Regions from separate parts of the Homo sapiens genome. Here region 2 is linked to region 1. A link is an interaction called in ENCODE POLR2A ChIA-PET data of the cell type or tissue named here. Cell type or tissue: PC-9. All regions are shown on one strand. Links, peaks and the distances in the headings refer to the core of each region. The heading gives the core; the rest is flanking DNA.

The links. ChIA-PET counts read pairs that join two places held together with the same protein. Peaks named below come from ENCODE experiments on the same cell type or tissue, not always from the same donor. Only the 100,000 strongest peaks of a DNase experiment are listed, where the experiment ranks them.
Region 2: POLR2A ChIA-PET joins it to region 1 with 7 read pairs; 4 of 35 experiments call an interaction of 5 or more read pairs at or near these places.

What each region holds. Positions count from the first base shown.
Region 1 is chr15:50,541,879-50,544,792 of GRCh38, forward strand. It overlaps USP50 (ubiquitin specific peptidase 50), which reads right to left. Exons shown (of 7, transcript NM_203494.5): 2 at 2,709-2,903; 3 at 1,720-1,915. Among named protein-coding and RNA genes, the nearest start is that of USP50, 3.3 kb to the right of the region's middle. In PC-9, for the core only: no CTCF peak of the experiment used is centred there; a DNase peak (open chromatin) is centred at 1,193.
Region 2 is chr15:50,457,528-50,460,441 of GRCh38, forward strand. USP8 (ubiquitin specific peptidase 8) reads left to right here. Exons shown (of 20, transcript NM_005154.5): 5 at 1,473-1,635. Among named protein-coding and RNA genes, the nearest start is that of USP8, 35 kb to the left of the region's middle. In PC-9, for the core only: no CTCF peak of the experiment used is centred there; no DNase peak of the experiment used is centred there.

The DNA.
Region 1 (2,914 bases), core at 148-2,647:
GCAGCCTTTACTCCTTTAACTTCTAGAAAACACTTTTTTAAAAGAGCAAATCTTGGCCAGGCATGGTGGCTAACATCTGTAATCGTCGTGCTTTGGGAGGCTGAGGCGGGAGGAGTTTGAGATCAGATTGGGAAACATAACAAAATCCTGTCTCTACAAGGTTAATTAAAAAAAAAAAAAAAAGATAAGAGAGCAAATCTTAAATTTCTAAGGCAGCCTGGTGGAACTAGCCTTGTGGCCTGGTTTGGATCCAGCTCATACTCAGCAACAGCATTTCTGGGGCACACCCTGAATTTTCAGTGATTTAAGAGCCTCAGTGGAATATACATTTTGAAGATGTGTTAGCTCCACAGCTGGCTCTAATTTGGGGCTGTGCTCAGCATTCCATTTTTGCTTGCTCCTTTCATCACACTCTGCTGCCAAAGTCTTCCACCCTGACAGTAACTTAATTCCCCTAATTCCTACTTTGATCTTGGGAAACAGAATGCTGTTTGTTTCAGATTGGCTGTAGAAGAGGACATAAGTGATTTTTACTGCCCACTCACCTCTTTTCTTAAAAAAGTGCTGCCATGAATATGTTTTTGTTTTTTTTTTTCCTTTTCATTTTTTTTTTTTTTTTTTTTTCTTGGAGACGGAGTCTTGCTCTGTCGTCCAGGCTGGAGTGCAGTGGCATGATCTCGGCTCACTGCAACCTCCGCCTCCTGAGTTTAAGCGATTCTTGTGCCTCAGCCACCCGAGTAGCTGGGACTGCAGGCTCCTGCCACCACGCCTGGCTGATTTTTGTATTTTTAGTAGAGACGGGGTTTCACCGTGTTAGCCAGGATGGTCTTGAACTCCTGACCTCAAGTGATCCACCCACCTCAGCCTCCTAAAGTGCTAGGATTACAGACGCGAACCACAGCGCCTGGCCATGAGTACTTTTTTATTACTCTAAATGAAAAATGGAACTGAGATCTGCCAATGAGAACAATTAATAGCTATAGTTTGCAACCTTTATGCTAACCATTCCCTGGGTATTAGAGGTGCAGTGAGGTAATGTTAGCAGAAGGATGTTGCATAAAGTCAAGGACACATTTTCAGAGAATGTGGGTCTCAGACCAAGGCTAAGGGCAGTGAGTTTTGTAAATAAAGGCAAAACCTCTAGAGTAACTGATGATTTCATGTTTAATGAAATGTATGTCCTAATTCGGTGATGAACTCAGGTTAGGTATGTTTGGTATGAGGATGAAACTTTGTAGTGCGTAGATCTGTTGCTTAATCTAATATCAAGCTTAATATTTTCATGGATTTGTAGGTCCCAAGAAAATTTAAGCTATAAAGTTCTATATGTTATTTCTCATGAGGAATATATTTTGCACTTTTAAAAACTAGTCCATTCAGCCTCTATTTACAAAGAAAAGTAGATTAGTGTTTCCAAAGCCTAGCTGACCACTGGAAATGCCAAGTAAGCTTTCCCAAAAGACATTCTAATTAATTACCCTTGGAGTATTTGCCTTAAAATCTGTGTTGTAAAATCTTCCCAGATGATTCTGATGACAAGTAAGTTTGGTAAATACAGCTACACATTCAAATACTAACTTGGATGTTCTCCATGGGACACCTAGCACAGTGCTTGGCACAAAGTAGACAATATTAATTGAACAAGTAAAAGAATGAAAAATGGAAGCTGCTGATAAAGGTTCAGGACTATCCTATTTCAAGGTCATTAACTCTACTTACCTTTTTTAGAGCTTCATGAAGTTCATTTAGGACACAAATCAAGAATTCCTGAGCATCTTGTTGCATCTTTTTCGTAAATGCTGGGTAGAGGTTGCCAAGAGCTGACCAGAATATTTCTGGTGAGACACAGTCTGAGTCTCCCAGCCACATGTCTGTCATCAGATAGGCAAAAGCAGTGGCAACTTCACTGCAATCGCTTGGAAGAAGAAAGGGATATGTTTCTGGCTGATTTAATGAAAAGAAGGCACCTAATCACCCAAGCCTAGGAAATTAGTCTCAAAATGGAAGAACGTGGTGTCTCATGCCTGTAACCCCAGCACTTTGGGAGGCCAATGCAGGAGGATAGCTTGAGCCCCCAGAAGGTCGAGGCTGCAGTGAGCTGTGATCATACCACTACTTCACCCCAGCTTGGGTGACAGAACAAGACTGTCTAAAAGAAAAAAAAGGATGCCAGGCTCAGTGGCTCACACCTGTAATGCCAGCACTTTGGGGGGCCGAGGTGGTAGGTTGGGAGGGGTGGATCACTTGAGGCCAGGAGCTCAAGACCAGCCTGGCCAACATGGTGAAACCCCGTCTCTACTAAAAATACAAAAAATTACAAAAATACAAAAAAAATTAGCCAGGCATGGTGGCGCGTGCCTGTAATCCCAGCTACTCAGGAGGCTGAGGCAGGAGGGTCACTTGAACCCGAGGAACAGAGGTTGCAGGGAGCCAAGATCGCACCACTGCACTCCAGCCTGGGCAACAGAACGAGACCCTGGCTCAACAACAACAATAAAAAAAAATAAAAAATAAAAAAAAAAGGAGCTGCATTCATTTCTTGGTTGCCCTTCCCACTTTTACTTACTCTAGCGTGTTATCTGGGAAGCTACAACCTCTACTGACTTGTTTGTTTATCTCTTAATAGGGATTCCAGAGTTCCTTCTCTAACCTCATCTGTGGGGAAGTGGGGGTGGGGGCTGGGCTGCAGGGAATGCAAATGGTCTTACTTTTGCAGAGCGGTGATATACTTCCCGGTGAGAAAGTATTCCACCAGCGGCAAGATGCTGCAGAGACACTGTGAGATGGCATTCACGCAGCATGTGTTGCCCAAGTTCCACAAGCCAGTGACACCCTGAAAATGGGGCTGGTTCCCATCAGCCTCCTTAACTGGAAGGGTATCATAGTAATCTGTGCACTCTGCACTGTGTTGGTG
Region 2 (2,914 bases), core at 303-2,802, 84 kb before region 1:
AGCCTGGGTGACAGAGTGAGACTCTGTCTCAAAAAAGAAAAAAAAAAAAAAACAGCCAGCCACGGTGGCTCACACCTATAATCCCAGCACTTTGGAAGGCTGAGGCAGGTGGGTCACCTGAGGTTAGGAGTTTGAGACAAGCCTGGCCACATGGTGAACCCTGTCTCTACTAAAAATACACAAATTAGCCAGGCATGGTGGTGTGTGCCTCTAGTCCCAGCTACTCAGGAGGCTGAGTCAGGAGAATTACTTGAACCTGGGAGATGGAGGTTGCAGTGAACCGAGATCATGCCAGTGCACTCCAGCCTGGGTGACAGAGCAAGACTCTGTCTCAAAAAAAAAAAGAAAAGAAAAGAAAAAAAAAAGAAAAAAAGAGCATATAAAATGTAAAGATACAATAAAGAGAATAATAAAATGGAAACTATTGATTCGTCTTTTACTAATTATTGACCCTAGTCAATTATTTATTTTTTTCCTTTACATCTGTTTTATCTTCTCTCTCTCTGTCTTTAAATTTGAAGCTCACAGACATTGCCAAGCATTGATAATTAGGGCAAACAAGATTGCAGGTCTATGATAACGTACAGTCTGTCCTGGCAATAATAGCAAACATTGCCATTCGTTCATTTATTTATTTATTTAGAGATGGAGTCTCACTCTGTTACCTAGGCTGGAGTGCAGTCACGTGATCTCGGCTCACTGCATCCTCCGCCTTCCCAGTTCAAGTGATTCTCCTGCCTCAGCTTCCCAAGTAGCTGGGATTACAGACATGCACCACCACGCCCAGCTAATTTTGTATATTTAGTAGAGATGGGATTTCACCATGTTGGTCAGGCTGGTCTCGAACTCCTGACCTCACATGATCCGCCTGCCTTGGCCTCCCAAAGTCCTGGATTACAGATGTGAGCCACCGCACCCAGCCACCTATAATTTAGTAGGGAATAGTTCTAAATTCCTCAGATATCTGCTAACTGTAGTTCAGATAGCTGTTTAACTGCCAACAAGTTGGAAATTTCAGTGAAGTCATCCTTTAAAAAAATGTAACTTGGGACCTTGGTAAGACTTTCCACAGCTTTTTGAATGTTTGTTTTCACATTTTTATTCTAAATTATCAACATAAGTGTGATATTTGGGCTGTTTCTTTTGCAGAAAAAATTAGGATTTTTCCTTTGAAAAGCAAATTGCAGCAGATTTGAATCAATATAAAAGGTTGAAATTAGTAGGAGAGAAAGAGCAAAAAGCACTAAATAATTTCAACTTGAGAACATACAGTTTCTTTTTAATAGTTCTGGGCAATTTGAAGTAAATCTACAGATGGCCTCAGGTGGCAGATGTGTGAATTGTGGTGGAGGGAGAAAGCATATAGCCATGAAATACCTCAAGGCAGGATACTAATTTTACAGAACTGAAACTCCTTTAATTTCCACGATTAACGCCAATAAAAGACAATCTTGACTTATTTTTTCAACTAGATATGAAGAAGCTGAAGTCCGGAAAAAACTTGAGGAAAAAGACAGGCAGGAGGAAGCACAGCGGCTACAACAAAAAAGGCAGGAAACAGGAAGAGAGGATGGTGGCACATTGGCTAAAGGCTCTTTGGAGAATGTTTTGGATTCCAAAGACAAAACCCAAAAGGTATTTCAAATTTAATGTGTGAGTTAAAAGACTGTTTCTGCTTGTTAGATGATTTGCTTAAAAAGAGTTGAGATACCACTATAAAGTTCTTTTAGGCAACAAGGATGAAATTTAATGTTTTAATTAGAAATTTATTTAAGGCTGGGCACGGTGGCTCACGCCTGTAATCCCAGCACTTTGGGAGGCCGAGGCGGGCAGATCACTTGAGGCCAGGAGCTCAAAACCAGCCCGGCCAACATAGCGAAACCCCGACTCTACTAAAAATACAAAAGTTAGCTGGATGTGGTGGTGCATGCCTGTAGTCCCAGCTACTCGAGAGGCTAAAGTAGGAGAATTGCTTGAACCCAGGAGGCAGAGGCTGCAGTGAGCTGAGATCGTACCACTCCACTCCAGCCTGGGCAACAGAGCAACACTCTTGTCTCAAAAAAAAAGAAAAGAATTTGAATTAAATATTCTAGCCTCAGTTGACTTCAGATTTTTCTGTGAATTTCTATGGCAATATTTTCTCTGCATTAATTCGTTTTTTAGCAGACATTATAAACTTAATTAGAGCAATAGAAAAATCATTTGAGCTGAGCTGTGATTTATTATATCTGCATTCTGGTCCTATGTCAAAACTTTTTTAACCACTCTGGGACTCAGTTTTCTTGTTTCCCAAATTATAGTCTTGAAATAGACAATTTTTAAGTTTCTTCTTTCTAATCATGTAATTTACATTAAAAGATTTAGTATACTACTTTGTTTGGTACCAAGCCTTTTATCTGTTTCTGAGGTCTCATTCTTTTTCCTTTGCTTTCTCCTTCTTTTTCTCCCCCAGTTCCCCCACCCCCCCCCTTTTTTTTTTTTTTTTTTGAGACAGAGTCTCATTCTTGTCGCCCAGGCTGGAATGCAATGGCGTGATCTCGGCTCACTGCAACCTCTGCCTCCCAGGTTCAAGCGATTCTCCTGCCTCAGCTTCCCAAGTAGCTGGGATTACAGGCGCCCGCCACCACACCCGGCTAATTTTTGTATTTTTAGTAGAGATGGGGTTTCACCATGTTGGCCAGGCTGGTCTCGAACTCCTGACCTCCAGTGATCTGCCTGCCTCAGCCTTCCAAAGTGCTGGGATTACAGGCATGAGCCACCACACCTGGCTCTTCTTTTTTTTTTTTTTTTTTTTTTTGAGACAGAGTTTTACTCTGTCGCTCAGGCTGGAGTGCAGTGGTGCGATTTCAGCTCGCTGCAACCTCTGCTTCCCGGGTTCAACTAATTCTCCTAGGCTTCAGCCTTTTGAGTAGCT